Regions from separate parts of the Homo sapiens genome. Here region 2 is linked to region 1. The links are chromatin loops, found by intact Hi-C in ENCODE. Cell type or tissue: IMR-90. All regions are shown on one strand. Links, peaks and the distances in the headings refer to the core of each region. The heading gives the core; the rest is flanking DNA.

What was found. A loop is a pair of places that touch in the nucleus more often than their neighbours do. Peaks named below come from ENCODE experiments on the same cell type or tissue, not always from the same donor. Only the 100,000 strongest peaks of a DNase experiment are listed, where the experiment ranks them.
Region 2: it touches region 1 in a loop (6-fold over the local background); 1 of 110 quality-filtered maps calls a loop at or near these places.

What each region holds. Positions count from the first base shown.
Region 1 is chrX:85,048,551-85,056,947 of GRCh38, reverse strand. It overlaps APOOL (apolipoprotein O like), which reads right to left. Exons shown (of 9, transcript NM_198450.6): 3 at 5,440-5,559; 4 at 2,550-2,604; 5 at 1,023-1,121. Among named protein-coding and RNA genes, the nearest start is that of APOOL, 49 kb to the right of the region's middle. In IMR-90, for the core only: a CTCF peak has its summit at 3,773 (motif pointing right); DNase peaks (open chromatin) are centred at 3,797 and 4,157; H3K27ac peaks cover 375 bases.
Region 2 is chrX:83,912,107-83,920,503 of GRCh38, reverse strand. No RefSeq gene overlaps it. Among named protein-coding and RNA genes, the nearest start is that of CYLC1, 55 kb to the right of the region's middle. In IMR-90, for the core only: a CTCF peak has its summit at 3,787 (motif pointing left); no DNase peak of the experiment used is centred there.

The DNA of each region.
Region 1 (8,397 bases), core at 1,420-6,419:
GTGACAGAGAACAGATCAGTGTTTCTGGGAGTTAGAAGTGGGAAGAAGGTCTGACTGCAGACAGACAGCATGAGGTACTTTTTGGGAATGATATAACTGTTCTGTATCCTGGTTGTGGTGATGGTTACATGACTCTATGTATATATTAAAACTGATAGAATTGTATGAATTTACTGTGTGATAATTTTAAAATATTTTTTTTTTGAGATGGAGTTTCGCTCTTGTTGCCCAGGCTGAAGTGTAATGGCATGATCTTGGCTCATCACAACCTCTGCCTCCCGGGTTCAAGTGATTCTCCTGCCTCAGCCTCCCGAGTAGCTGGGATTACAGGCATGTGCCACCAAGCCCGGCTAATTTTGTATTTTTAGTAGAGACAGGGTTTCTCCATGTTGGTCAGGCTGGTCTCAAACTCCCGACCTCAGGTGATCCACCCACCTCAGCCTCCCAAAGTGCTGGGATTATAGGCGTGAGCCACTGTGCCCGGCCAAAAATTTTTTTAAACATATAGCTATTTCTATTAAAATTATAATTTGTCATTTTGTTTTCTAGGTAACTTTTTTTTAAGATCTTAAGAGTCACTAACTACTGAAAAAATTTCTTGAGAGTTTTATCTTAATGTAAAAATATATACTAATCACTCAAACTACTTTTCTCAGTCATGACCCCCATATTCTGGCAGCTACTTTAAAGATTTGAGACAGAGATACTGATATATGAGACAAAATTTGATTTTCTCTTGGTCTCATCCTAAAGAATGTTGTTGGGACTGACATGGTATCTCATTCTAGTTTTCATCTGCATTTCCCTAATGACTAATGACGTTGAACAGCCTTTGGAATAGCTATAGTTTTGAAAACACAAAGTCCTTATAAAAGTAAGCATGCTGTAATACAGAATCTAAAAATCTTTACAGTAGCCTATCCAGATAATATTCAATAAAGCATATGAGGTTTTCTCATGACCACAAAATTCAGAAACTAATATCATGGCATTAAGAGAGAATATATTTTTTAAAACCCTACCTTTTCTCGCTGAAACCAAGCCCGCCAATCCTGAAACTGTAATAACTCCCATTTTCGGAAGAAAATCTCGAGGAGGATTCTTCAGATAGACATAAGCATCTCAAGAAATCAGTTAAAAATTAACATGAATAACTGAATTCTACTGGATATTCTATACAGTTATAATGCAGGAAGGTTAAAGAGATTTGCTAAGATAATAATGAGGTTTAAATATTCTTCAAAAGAGCTACATATAATGACAATATGAGTAGCAAGCTAAAAAACTAGATATATTTACTTGTTACAAAATAAAATTTTCCTTCCGTAGCTGATTTAATATTTCTTTTCCTAATGATACTGACGGTTATTACTATAAAGAAATGTAATGCTAGAGGGCACATCTTAATATGGGTTACTATAAGGTAAATTTCTGACTGCGTATGTATTATATCTCTATGATGAACTTCTGCCCTTATCTGTTCAAACACTGGTAGCCTCCAATAAGAAATGAAATAGATACTTTATTAAGGAGTTTTGAATAATAGTTTAAGGATATACACAGCTACTAGACCTTGCTTGCCACTACTCCCTAATAACCTCAGGACAGCCACTGCTGTTGGTTAAAGTCAATCATCAGTGAGCCTAGACAAAAAGTAGATGAAGAGTAGTTCTTGGCTTTCTATATGTTGAATTTGTTTCTGGTTCCAAAAGTACACTTTTCTATCATAGTTAATTATTTAATGGCAATCACATATTTAATCCTATTCCTCATGATTGATGAGGAATATAATTTTGAATTTATTCCTAATACATTAAATAATGACAATTCAAATACAGGTCATCAACTTCATGGAAACATTCAACATTTTAGCTCATCTTTCTATCTCCTATACATATTTATTATGACAACTGGCATAAGCCAAGAATATTACAAAGCTATATCTGTTGCCAAACACCATTAACAAGCTAAAGAGTCAAGTATAATTGCTTTTTAACCATTAGCTTAAATATTCCAGGGTTAGTGATTGCTATAACATTTCCTAGCAATTGACAGCAAAATACAATGTATTTTAACAGCAAGTAGCACTTAAACTAATTAGCAACAATGGAGACATGTTTTTAATTTATGCTTTATGATATATAATATAGACTTTGTAGTTAAAACAGACCTCAGTTTGTATCCTGGCACTACCACTTACAGTTACGTAAGCTCGATAACCTACTTAACCTTCCTAAACCTCAGTTGCCCTCATCTGTAAAATGGGAATAATTATAATACCAATACTAACATAATTGTGACAAAAATTATGTAAAATGCTAAGTACAACACCTTAGCCAATAATAACTGCTGAATAATGAATATTACTGCTTTGCTATTAATCAATAATCAACAAATAATCAATAAATTAATCAATAAATTGCTATAGAGAGTACCTTCTGAGTTGGTAAATGCATGATAATGGGTAACATACCAAGTTTATTTTTCTCACATTTAAACAATGCAATTTAAAAACACAATAAAACATTTCTAATTATCTACTCACCTACCTTTTCCAAATTGTACTGTATCCATTATCCCATTTTTCACAAAGACATAAACACCCTAAGCAAAAAAAAAGGGGGGGAAGACATCTGCATTTTTGAAGCTGTTGATAATGAGATAAAATTGCCTGCATCTCTGAGATTATATTAAAAGGTTGACTTAACATTATGCCCAAATCTAAATCCAGCTTTCCTATGTATTCACTACCAGCTTGTTTTCATTTCCTGCTTTTCATTCTATTTAACATGGATAACATTTATATCATTTTTCTCATATAAATGGATAATGTGCCTATGAAATAATCAGAGCAGAAATGATACTGAAAAAAATATTTATCATCTTATTTTATAATGACCTAGAAAAATAAATGGAATTTAAATAAAGAAGAAGGGAGGTATATTTCAGTTTAGAAGCAACATCTGATTAATAAAGTTGCAATAGCAACAACATAATGATTTGTGGAGGGAAAAAAAGAGCAAAAAGCCTAAAGCAAAGGGCTTCATCTTCCTCCCTTTTCTTAGTGTGCATTAGAATGAGAAAAAAATCTAAATTACCTCAGGACAGAAATCATCCTACATAGACCAGTGTTTATCCTGTTTTTAAATCGGAACATAAATTCTCTAGAAATCAAAACTATGTTAATACATCAGAGGAATTAAAGTTTTAAAGCAAATCTTTAACTTTACCTGTTTCTAACTGATTTATTTTAGTGCAAAAGAGTGTTAAATATATTTATTGAGTGCTAGGTATTACCTCACTTAGATAAGAAAAAAAAGGAAGTCACAAAATGATTTACTCGTGGTCATATTGTACTCTGTTGATGGAACCAGAAAACACAATCCTTCTCTGAACTAGCTGCTATGAAACCATGGGATAAAAACAAGAACAAAAGAGACTTTCAAAGCAGAGAAAACAGATATTATTATATTGGACAGGGAAGAAATAAGTTTTTGTTATAGAGATAGCTTGGTTTTGTAATTTTGTCTTACATATTTTAATGGTTATCAGAGAGATGCAGAGGTTCATCTTGGTTTAAAATTGTACAAATCAGCATAAACGCTAACTGCTATTGAACTACTTTTCTGTAGGGACTGTCTTGAGAATATTTCACCTTCAAAGTTAAAATACCTATTGACCAGTCGATTGGGAATCATTTAACCATTAAGGAAGAAAATTAGTCATCTTTCAAAAAAAATTTTTCTTAGCTCTGCTAAGGAATTCATTTTTACCACATGGGGTCAGTGCTACCTAAATTTCAAAACACTAAGCTAGCAGGAGTAGAAATTGAATTTGCTCTACATGATTCAAGCTTTAATGTGGAACGAATTTGAGTCAGACATAATTTTTAAAGAATGGATTACATTTTTAGGGGAAAATTAGGAAAAAAAATTGTTTACATTTAGGACAAAATGCACTGGAAATTGCCTTTCTTCAACCTATTTGTTTGAGCATATTAATGGAATAAAACATTCTTTTGAATCTTAAATTGGATGACAGTTACAATAGCAATTTAAAGACCTCTCAGGAACATTTTATCTCACTGAAGAAAAATTTCAGAACATTATGGAAAATTACATCTCAGGAGGCTTAAGTCTGAATCATCTAGCTATTGGCACATAGTCATAGGGGCATGATTCAGACCATAATTGGTTAAGGTATTTCCCTCTTAGATCAAACTATTAATAGTGTGTAGTACAACTAGTACCATAAGAATTGTATGACAAACACAAGTTTTCAAAAATAACATCATGTACTTATCAGATATTTGAAATATTATCTGGAATTACCAGAGTTCATTGATTTGGTATTTCACCTAAGCACAAATTATTTTTCATAAGTTCATTAGATTTCTTTTTAAAGATAATGGATAGAAACTAAAAAGAACAATGATTCACCATCAGGCTATATTTGGGGAAAAGTCGCATGGTTACTAGGTTAGAATGATGAAAACACTGGTACCAACATTAAGATACTGACACTGGAGATGCTAACACAATGATGTTTATGTGATGATAATGAAACATTAGTGTTGCATCAGCTTACTCCACCACTCTGCTGATGGATATTGCTGATTGAAGGCTAAGCATTAAAGTCACGTGTATTCTACTTTGCCCAATAGCTTACTGTAGTTAGAATGGTCTTATGAGCTAACGCCAACAAGTAAATAACACTTTACTTAGCCAAAGAAGAAAATATTCAGAAGTAATCTCAGAACTTCACATAAAAAGTGAGTGACACTGTGTACATGCTAGGTGACATAAATCCTTGCTGAACTACTTTAATCTATGCAGTAGTGGTAGAGTAGGTTCAATATAGCCACAAATTATTTGCTGCTACTTCTACTGAGAGTTGGCATCTAATTCCCTTCCCTTTAAAACTGAGCTGGCCTTAGTGACTTAACAATAGAATGCTGTAGAAGTGACTTTCTTGGATATCTGATGATAGGCAAAAAGCCTGGCAAATTCTGCCTAGGGCCACTTGTAACATTGTCTTTAGGAGCCCTGAATTACCCAAGTAAGTTATATCTGACCTATTTGAGATCACCATGCTTGAGAGGCCACGTGTAGGTGTTCTAGTCAATAATCCCAGCTGAACCCAGTCATCCAGCCATCCTTAACAAGGTGCCAGAGATGCAAATAAAGCTGTCTTGGACTGTCTAGATCAGCTCATTTGCCAGATGAACCCCACTGGGCCACCTCTGTCAATGCCACATGCAACAGACAAATCACCTGTCTGAACTCAGATCAAATTCATGACTTACAAAATCATAAGATGTAATATAATGGTTGTGGTTTTAAGCCATTAAGTTTTGGATTAGTTTTCTACACATCAGTAGGTAACTGGAACAATTAATCAGAAATCTCTGATATTAAACCACTATCAGAATTGACTTACCTTGCACCAGCCAATGTAACAACCAGTTGCAGTGCGGATGGAAGCAAAGCCCATTTGTAAATGACCAGGCTGCTCTTCAACATATTTAGACTGGAGCGGTGGTGCAGTATATATGGGGAGCTACAGGCAAAAAATGTTCATGTCAAAAACATAAAATAGCTGGACTGTCCATAACAGCGGTATGGCAGAACAGGAATCCTCATCAGCCTTCTTTCTAAAAACAACTAAAAATGCTGATAAAATACTTTTAAAAAACCATCTTAAATACAGGAATGATGTGGTAAACTGTTTATAAAGACCGTTTAAAACCCAGAAATTAAAAGATGCCAAATATAATATAATCCAATGGTTCTACTCCTATGTATATTTAGAGAAACTACTGTCTTTGCACACCCAGAGTTAGTATAATAACGTTCACAGCAACATTTTAATTACAACCAACCCAATGTCCATCCACAGTAAAATGGATCCTTTGGGGTATATTCGTACAAAGAAATATTAGAAATTAGGGGGTAAATATAAAAATTACAGCAACATGGAAAAATTTGGATGAATTTCAGGAATATAAGGTTACTTAAAAAAAACATTGCTTAGCAATACAGACATATAAGGTAAAATTAAAAAGTAAAGGAGGGGAATAATAGTAAAAATTCAGGGTAATGGTAACCTCTGAATGGAATGAAATGGAAACACAGAGGATTTTGTTTTCCTTTAAATTGGGTGCTAGGTATACGGTTGTACATCATTATCATCATCATATTATTATTCATACCTTTCATATTTTGAACAGCCTTTTGATTCTAATTAGTATTTAATAAAAACAAACATACACAAAAGAACAATGAAAAACTTAACCAGGTAGGGACTTACTTCCTTTAAAAAAAAATTTTTTTTTTTTTTTTGCTTTTATATTTAGGGTATAAATCCTCCTATGAAGCCTGGTGTTTGAGGAAGATAGAACTGGGAAGAATCAAGTTTACAAATCAACATCAAGGGAACTAGATGATTAATGACTTTGGATTTGCTCCTCTACCAACAACAAACATGAAACTATAGTTAACACTATATTGTTTTCTTGAAAAATGCTAAGAGTGGGTATAAAATGTCCTCAACACAAAAATGATAACTATTCAAGGTAATACATATGTAAATTAGACAGATTTAGTCATTCCACAATGTATATATACTTCAAAGCATCATGCTGTACAAGGTAAATGCATACAATTTTATGTCAGTTTTTTTATCTAAAGTTAAAAAATAAATAAAACATAAGACAGTGTGAGTTTGGTAAAGCTTTTCCAGTAGTAAGTCAGAAAAGTCTTGTTTTACCATTAAATGACTCTTTACTACCCATACCAGGATTAAAGAGTTAGTGTTTTATCTTTCTGGACTAATGCTTAAATTCACCACATTGGCAACTATGTATAATTAGGAAGGTGAGAGATGCATATCTTATTAAAGATGCGTTTTATATATAAAAAGCAGGTGCACTGCAAATAGGCAAGTTTCCTCTCTCCCCTAGAAAGGAGAGGTATATGTGGATGTACTGGTGTCAGAGTGGGCAACGTTATTTACTTACATGTTTGTCCATCATGTTTCTATCCTCTTTATTATTTACACATCCCAATTCCAAACTTTATTACACTCATTGTTCTTATTCTCTCTCCTCTGTCCCCATCAAAACCTGCTGATTAAGTTGTTTTTTGTTTGTTTGTTTGTTTTTTGAGACGGTCTTGTTTTGTCATCCAGTCTAGAGTACAGTGGCATGAACACAGCTCACTGTAGCCTCAACCTCCCGGGCTCAAGCAATCCTCTCACCTCAGCATCCCGAGTAGCTGGGACTACAGGCACACCCCCAACAAACCCGGCTAATTTTTGTATTTTTTTTGTAGAGATGGGGTTTCACCCTGTTGCCCAGACTGGTCTCCAATTCTTGAGCTCAAGCAATCCGCCCGCCTTGGCATCCTAAAGTGCTGGGATTACAAGCATGAGGCACTGCGCCTCACGGGTTCAGGTTCTTTATCTGTTTGTTGCCTATTATAAACAAAATTTTGTATATGTAGTTTTCTAGGAAGAGCATTCAAAGTTTTTATCAGACTCTCAAAGGGGTCAGAATGGTTAAGAACCAGTGTTTTAAAGTATTTTCCTTCTAAGGCATAGGCATAGTTGAAACGTTTATGATGATAGGATTTCAGCTCTACTTTAAGAATTTTAAGAGCTAGCCAGTAGCATGTTACTATAGCCTCCATTGAGAAAAGCATTCTCACTACAAATTTTAGAGACCTTGGGGCTTAAATGCCACTTATTGTATAGATAGAACTTGTATGTTCTCATTTAGAAATTATGATTACATTGAGTAAGCTATAAAACCACATTTAAAATTAAATTGAACCAAAGTAACTAAAACTCTCAAATCAGTATTTTTCTGTTATTTCTCAGTGACAACAAGCAAATGGCAAGAAAATAAGTATAATTCATCTCATAGAGGGATTTTAAAAAGAAATGTCCAGGGATGTCTAGGGCTGGCTGTATACATGCATTCCAATTGCCAGTCATTTTACTGATCTGAATACTACAGATTTCATGGTTAAAAAAAATGATTGTCTCATGGTGCTACAGAGTTTTCTATTAAAGGGAGATTTAATTATGTTCACTAGATGGCATATAAGGCAGGAATATATTGAGAATATTTAAAAAGATGTTTAGTGAGAAGAGTTGAACTAAAACAGATTTTCTGTTTAGCTGCAAGTTTACCAAAAGATTCAAACAACCAAATAACCAGAACACTTCATTCATAAAGTATTCTGGTTTAGTAGAAGTGTTATTACAGATTTAAACAGAAGTATAGCTCACTTTACACAATAAAAGTAGCTAGAAATGTTGCGCATAAATCACATTTTAATCCCTTCAGAAATTCTACATTCCTCAAGGACTAGATCCTGACTTTGTGTATAGTTC
Region 2 (8,397 bases), core at 1,074-6,073, 1.1 Mb after region 1:
ACCAAGCTGCCGAAAGTAATGTACAGATTCAATGCAATTGCTATCAAAATACCAGTGTCATTTTTTACAAAATCAGAAAAGAATTATTCTCAAATTTATAGGGAACCAAAAAAGAGCTGATATAGCCGAATCAGTATTAAGCAAAAAGAACAAAGCCAGAGGCATCACATTATTTGACTTCAAATTATATCACAAGCGTATAGTAATCAAAACAGCATGCGGCTGGGTGCGGTGGCTCACACCTGTTATCCCAGCACTTTGGGAGGCCGAGGCGGGCGGATCACGAGGTCAGGAGATTGAGACCATCCTGGTTAACATGGTGAAACCCCGTCTCTACTAAAAATACAAAAAAATTACCCGGGCGTGGGGGCAGGCGCCTGTAGTCCTAGCTACTCGGAGGCTGAGGCAGGAGAATGGTGTGAACCCGGGAGGCAGAGCTTGCAGTGAGCTGAGATCATGCCACTGCACTCCAGCCTGGGCGACAGAGTGAGACTCTGTCTCCAAAAAAAAAAAAAAAAAAAAAAAAAAAAAGCAACACCACCACACCACCAAAAAAACCCTGCATGCTACTGATATAAAAATAGATACATAGATCACTGGAACAGAATAGAGACCTCAGAAATAATGCCTCACACCTTCCCTTAACGTATCTTTGACAAAGTAGGCAAAAACAATGGAGAAAGGATACCCTATTTAATATATGGTGTTTGAAAAGTTGGATAGTCATAGGCAAAAGAATAAAAGTGGATCTCTATCTCTCATCATATACAAAATTAAACTCAAAATGGAATAATGACTTAAATGTAAGATCTGAAACTAAAATTTCTTGAAGAAAACCTAGAAAAAACTCTTCCCAACACTGGCCTAGGACAAGAATTTATGGCTGAGATCTCAAAAGCAAATGCAATGAAAACAAAAGTAGAGAAATGAGACTTCATTAAACTGAAAAGCTTCTGCACAGCGAAATAAATAATCAACCAAATAAAGAGTCAACCTACAGAATGAAAGAGAATATTTGCAAATTATGCATCTGAGAACAAACTTTCCTGTTTTCATGGAACTAATTAGTAATTATTTTCTTGCAGAAAAATAGCTTCTTTTGTCATTTCCTATAAGGCAGGACTGGTGGTGATAAAATCCTTTAGCTGTTTTTTTGTTTTGTTTTGTTTTGTTTTTGTCTGAAAAATTCTTTATTTCTCCCTCATTTCTGTAAAACAGCTTTGCCGTTCAAAGTATTCTTGGTTTACAGTCTTGTTTTGCTTTTAGCACATTCTTACAATTTCTTGGCCTACAAGGTTTCTGCAGAGAAATCCTCCAATAGTCATATTGGTGCTCCCTTAATATTTGATATGCTTATATTCTCTTGGTGCTTTCAGAATTCTTATCTGTCTCTGGATTTTGATAGCTTCATTATAATATGTCTTAGTGAACTCTTCTTTGGGTTAAATTTTATTGGAGAATTCTGAGCTTCCTATACCTAGATATTTACATCATGTCCCAGATTTGGGAAGTTTTCAGCTATTATTCCTTTAAATAAGCTTTCTGGTACAAATTATCTCTCTTCTCCTCATGTAAATACAGTTAGCTCTCTATATTTGCAGGTGCTACATCAACATATTCAACCAATCATGGACAAAAAATATTTAAAAAAAGGAAAAATAACAATACATCAATAAAAAATAAAAAAATACAGTACAGCAAGTGTTTGTATGACATTTACATAGTGTTAGGTATTGTAAGTATTCTAAAGATGATTTAAAGTATATGGGACAATGTGCTCAGGTTATAGGCAAATACTATAATATCTTATATAAGAGACTTAAGCATCCATAGGATTCAGTATCTCTGAGGCATTCTGAAGCCAATTTCACATGGATATCAAGGGGAAAAACATATTATTATTGGAATGTTTGCTCTCTTGATGGTGTGCCATAAACCCTGTAGATTTTCTTCAATTCTTTTTATTTTATCCTCTGACTAAATGATTTCAAATGACATTTCCTTGAGTTTGTTTATTATTTCTTCTGCTAAATCTAGTCTTCTGTTAAAGCTGTCTATTGCAATTTTAATTCAGCCATTTTCTCCTTCAGCCCCCAAATTTCTGCTTTTTAAAAAATATTAATATTTGTAATCTCTTTGTTTAGTTTCTCATTTTGTTTTTGTATTGATTTCCTGATTTTATTAAGTTTTTTATACATGTTCTCTTGTAACTTGCTGAGTTTCTTTAAAACAATCTTTTAAGTGGGTCCTCTGCACTTTCAGATTTATTTTTCTTCATGAATAGTTGCCACATTGTTTATCTTTGTTGAGGAAAGAAAGACTATCTCATAGCCCACCACCATGCACTGATAGTTTCCATCTCTTTGTCGGTTATTGTAATTTTGGCTTTTGCATTCTTTATATGATTTTATTTAGATTTCTCTCATCTGACAAAGGGCTAATATCCAGAATCTACAATGAACTCAAATTTACAAGAAAAAAACAACCCCATCAAAAAGTGGGCAAAGGACATGAACAGACACTTCTCAAAAGAAGACATTTATGCAGCCAAAAAACACATGAAAAAATGCTCACCATCACTGGCCATCAGAGAAATGCAAATCAAAACCACAATGAGATACCATCTCACACCAGTTAGAATGGCGATCATTAAAAAGTCAGGAAACAACAGGTGCTGGAGAGGATGTGGAGAAATAGGAACACTTTTACACTGTTGGTGGGACTGTAAACTAGTTCAACCATTGTGGAAGTCAGTGTGGCGATTCCTCAGGGATCTAGAGCTAGAAATACCATTTGACCCAGCCATCCCATTACTGGGTATATACCCAAAGGACTATAAATCATGCTGCTATAAAGACACATGCACACGTATGTTTATTGTGGCTCTATTCACAATAGCAAAGACTTGGAACCAACCCAAATGTCCAACAATGATAGACTGGATTAAGAAAATGTGGCACATATACACCATGGAATACTATGCAGCCATAAAAACTGATGAGTTCATGTCCTTTGTAGGGACATGGATGAAATTGGAAATCATCATTCTCAGTAAACTATTGCAAGGACAAAAAACCAAACCCCGCATGTTCTCACTCATAGGTGGGAATTGAACAATGAGAACACATGGACACAGGAAGGGGAACATCACACTCTGGGGACTGTTGTGGGGTGGGGGGAGGGGGGAGGGATAGCATTAGGAGATATACCTAATGCTAAATGACGAGTTAATAGGTGCAGCACACCAGCATGACACATGTATACATATGTAACTAACCTGCACATTGTGCACATGTACCCTAAAACTTAAAGTATAATAATAATAAAATTAAAAAAATACAGCCTACATATAATGTATATTAACTCAAAAAAAATGTTTTCTTTTACCTTGTCAAGCATCTTTAACACAGTTATTTTACATCTATTGTGAGGTAGCTCATAGAGCTGCATTTCTTTAGGTAGGTTTCTTGAGTTTTATTTTGTTCCTTTCATTGATCCATGTTTTCCTGTTTTTTGTTTTTTGTTTTTTTTTTTTTTTTTTGTATACCTTATAATCTTTTGTTGAGATTTGGGCATTAGAAAACCACCATCTCTCCCAGTATTTAAAGTATAGCTTTGTACAGGGGACAACATTCGCTAATCAGCCTGTTAGAGGTTCTATGAACTCTCAAATATTTTCTGAAAATGTGTCATTTTTGGGCTTGTGCATGTGATTTTAACAGACTCAAATTTCCTGAACTGTCTGCCCTTGCTTCTTCTGGTGTAATCTCTTGCTCCCTCTGGTGTTTGCCTGAGGAGCTGCAGTCCTAACCTGCTGGGTGCGCAACTGTTTTCAATGACTCCCAAACTAGGTCTCCAATCTATTCAGTACTGTGTCAGGCAAAATAAAAAGCAATCACTCTAGTAATCCCTAGACAAACCAGAACATTGGATACATGGTCCACTCTTTTGTTTTCATCCTGAAAGATGGGCCCTAGTATGGGAGATTTCCTTCCAGTTGTAAAGTTTTCTACCCCTTTCACTAAAATTTCTTGTTAGTTTTGTGTCAACTTGTGTGCCTTAGCTTTTCAGCTGTTTTCTAGAATTCTCAAAAAGGTATTCTTGTCTACATTTAGTTGTTATCCTGGTGCCTCTGTGGGGGGAATAAAGACCTGGAGCTACTTAGTCTGTCATCTTGCTGATCAGGCAACTGTTTTTGACAAAGGTGCAAAGGAACCTCAGATGAATACCTTTTTTACATACAAATAGTGATTCTGGAATATTTGTATGAAAAATATAAACCTTGACCGTCACCTTATAGCATATACAAAAATTAACTTGAAATAAATCATAGTTATAAATGTAAACTTAAACCATAAAACTTCTAAAATATAACAGAAAAAGTTTTTCTTATCTTGAATTATGCAAAGGATTTTCATATATGACACCAATAGCATTATCTGTTAGAAGATACAATGACAAATTGGGCATTATCAAAATTAAAAATGACTTCTCTTTGAAAGACATTGTTGATAGAATAAAAAGAGAAGCCATATATGGAGATAAAGTGTTTGCAAACTCATGGATTATAAAGGATCTGCATCCAGAATATGAAAATCAAGTTCTCAGAGCTCAATAATGACAAAACAAATAACCCAGTATAAATGAATCAAATAATTAAATAGATACTTCAATAAAGAGGAGATGCAGATGAAAAATAAGCAATTAAAACAAAGATAAATAGCTGGAACTTAACTGATTTAAAAAGCTTTTGCACAGCAAAAGGAACAGTCAGCAGAGTAAAGAGACAACCTACAGAGTGAGAGAAACTCTTCACAATCTATACATCTGACAAAGGACAAATATCCAGAATCTACAACAAACCCAAACAAATTAGCAAAGAAAAAAACAATACCATCAAAATGTGGGCTAAGGATATGAATAGACAATTCTCTAAAGAAGATACACAAATGGCCAACAAACATGAAAAAATGCTCAACCTCACTAATGATCAGAGAAATGCAAATCAAAACCACAAGGCGATACCACCTCACTCTTGCAAGAATGGCCATAATCAACAAATCAAAAAATAATAGATGTTGGTGTGGCTATGCTGAACAGGGATCACTTCTTCACTGCCAGTGGGACTGTAAACTAGTACAATCACTATGGAAAACAGTGTGGAGATTCCTTAAAGAACTGAAAGTAGAACTACCATTTGATCTAGCAACCCCACTACTGGGTATCCACCCAGAGGAAAAGAAGTCATTATACAAAATGATACTTGCACACACACGTTTATAGCAACACGATTCACAATTGCAAAAATGTGGAACCAACCCAAGTGCCCATTGATCAATGAGTGGATGAAGAAACTGTGGAATATATATATATACACTATGGAATACTACTCAGCCATAAACACGAATGAATTAATGGCATTCACAGCGACCTGGATGACATTGGAGACTATTATTCTAAGTCAAGTAACTCAGGAATGAAAAACCAAATATCCAATGTTCTCACTCATAAGTGGGAGCTAAGGTATGAGAATGCATAGGTATAAGAATGACATAATGGACTTTGGGGACTCAGGGGGAAAGGATTGGAAGGGGGTGAGGAGTAAAAGACTACAAGTTGGGTGCAGTGTATACTGCTCGGGTGATGGGTGAACCAAAATCTTACAAATCACCACTAAAGCACTTATTCATGTAAGCAAATACCACCTGTTTCCCAATAACCTATGGAAATAAAAAATTTAAAAACAAAATAACCAAAAAAGCCTGATAACTGCTAATAGTAAATATTTACTTTCCTTCATTATTTGTATGATGTTTAATGTTTTAAAAAATTGTTTGGTTTTATTTTCTTATTGTGAAAGTATTATATTCTTAGCACAGAACATGTAAAAGAAAACAAAATCTCCTACCGCTTTTTGTATTTTTTTTATTTTCTCTCTATCTCTGTGTGTGTGTGTGTGTGTGTGTGCGCGTGGGTGCACTCATGCACATGACTGTGTGGTAAAGACTCTAAACATAAGATCTACCCTCTTAGCAAATCTGTAAATATATGTTTACATTCATTTTGCAAATGTTTTACCTCGCTTTTTTCTTTTGAAAATTGACCTTTAAATTGCATTGTTTAAAAAGTTTCCTATTCCATTCTCCATTTCTATAATATCAACTTTCTTATTTTTTTGCACAGGAGGGTGACTATAATTAACAGTAAGACATTATATGACATAATAGCCAGACGAGAGTCCTTTGAATGTTCTCACCACAAAAAAATGATGAATGCATAAGATACTGGTGTTAACAATTCTGATTTGATCATATTACAACATATACATGTATTGAAACGCCAAATTTTACCCCATAAAATTGTACAATTAGAATATGTTAACTAAGAAAAAGAAACAGTTTATAATCATATAAAAATGTGTATAAAGTAAAAAAAAAAAAAAAGAGTAGCCACCTGACACAGATCAAGAGATCCTGAGTTTAGCCAATGCCATGATTAAATTAGACATCTATGATGTGCTGGGAAGAAAATGAGTGTAATTTTCATGTGAGAGGAAATAAAAGATAACACCCTTTTTTGGTTCCATATGAACTTTAAAGTAGTTTCTTCCAATTCTGTGAAGAAAGTCATTGGTAGCTTGATGGGGATGGCACTGAATCTATAAATTACCTTGGGCAGTATGGCCATTGAGGTATTATTGACAGATAAAATTTCATATATTTAAAGTGTATGAATTGATGGTTATGTGTACGTATACATTGTGAAATGATCACCACAGTCAAGCCAATAAATACATCCACTACCTCATAGTTACCATTTATGTGTGTGTGTGTGTGTGTGTGTGTGTGTGTGTGTGGTGAAGACACAAGATCAATTCTCTAAGAAAATTTCAAGTGTACAATACAGTATTAACTATACTCAACATGCTGTAAATTACATCACCATAACTTATTCATCTTATAACTGAAAATTTGTACCCTTTGATCAACATCTCCCCATTTCTCCTCCACTCTTATATAGCTCCTGGTAATTATCTTTCTACTCTGCTTCTATAAGACTGATTTTTGGGATTCTACATATAGTTGAGATCATACAGTATTTGTATTTATTTGTCTGACTTATTTTATTTAGCAAAATATCTTTCAAGTTCACCCATTTTGTCACAAATGACATAATCTCCTATATATGTGTACATATATAATTATGTTAATGTAATATGTATGTTATATGAATATATACTTATATATTAATTTTAATATATAAATAATTCCATTTTAATTTTGTTAATATTTAATATATTAATTAATTCCATTCATTAGTTGATGGACAATTAAGTTGTTGCATGTCCTGGCTATTGTGAATAATGCTGCAATAAACATGGGAGTACAGGTATCTATCTCTTCGAGATATTAATTTTATATTCTTTTGTTATCTACCCAGAAGTGGGATTGCTGGATCATATAGTAGATACAATTTGAATTTTTTCAGGAACCTTTATATTGTTTTTCATAGTGGCTGCATTATTTTACATACCCACCAACAGTATACAAGAGTCCCCTTTTCTCCATATCCTTGCCAACACCTGATACCTTTTGTCTTTTTCATTATAATTATCCTAACAGTTGTGAGTTGATAGGTCACCATGGTTTTGATTTGCATTTTACGATAATTAGTAATGTTGAACATTTTTTCATACGCTTTCTGGCCATTTGTATGTCTTCTTTGGAAAAAAAGTCTATTTAGGTCCCTTTGCTTATTGTTTAATCACATTAGTGGTCCTTTTGGTATTGAGTTGTTTGCTATTGCATTCCTTATATATTTTCAATATTAACTCCTTATCAGATATATGATTTGCAAATATGTTATCCCATTTCAAGGTTTTTAAGTCCAACTTTGGAGGAATGGATGAGTTCATCTTCTGCCAGGTTACTCACTCACCGTGGCTGAGTGACACTGGAGCTGTGTAGCAGGGTTGCTTCAGAATCTTCTAAGCTCAGTGTGCCTGCCTCTAGGTATACAAACAAGCATTTCTCCTGGCAGATTCCTGGGTAGGCAGCACTTCTTCCAGATCACAATGAGGAGGGGCTAGAGCTTCGTTAAAGGGACTCCTTGGGATCTGCAGTTAAACTGGAATTTACCAGCCCGCCTGTAGGAGCATAAACAGATGCATCTTCTACCTGGTGTGCATCTTCTACCTGGTGTGGGCAGGACTAACCATTGCTGAGAGAGGCTGAAGCTAGATCATGGGCTGCTTGAGAGTTCACAACTCAGACTGAAGTTGGCAGGCCTATTACCTAAGGTATGGGAAGACACAGTGCCTCCTGGGTCTCTACAAGGGTGTTACTTGTGGCAAAACCAAGACCAAACAAGGCTATAGGTGAATCTGCAGGTGGAAAG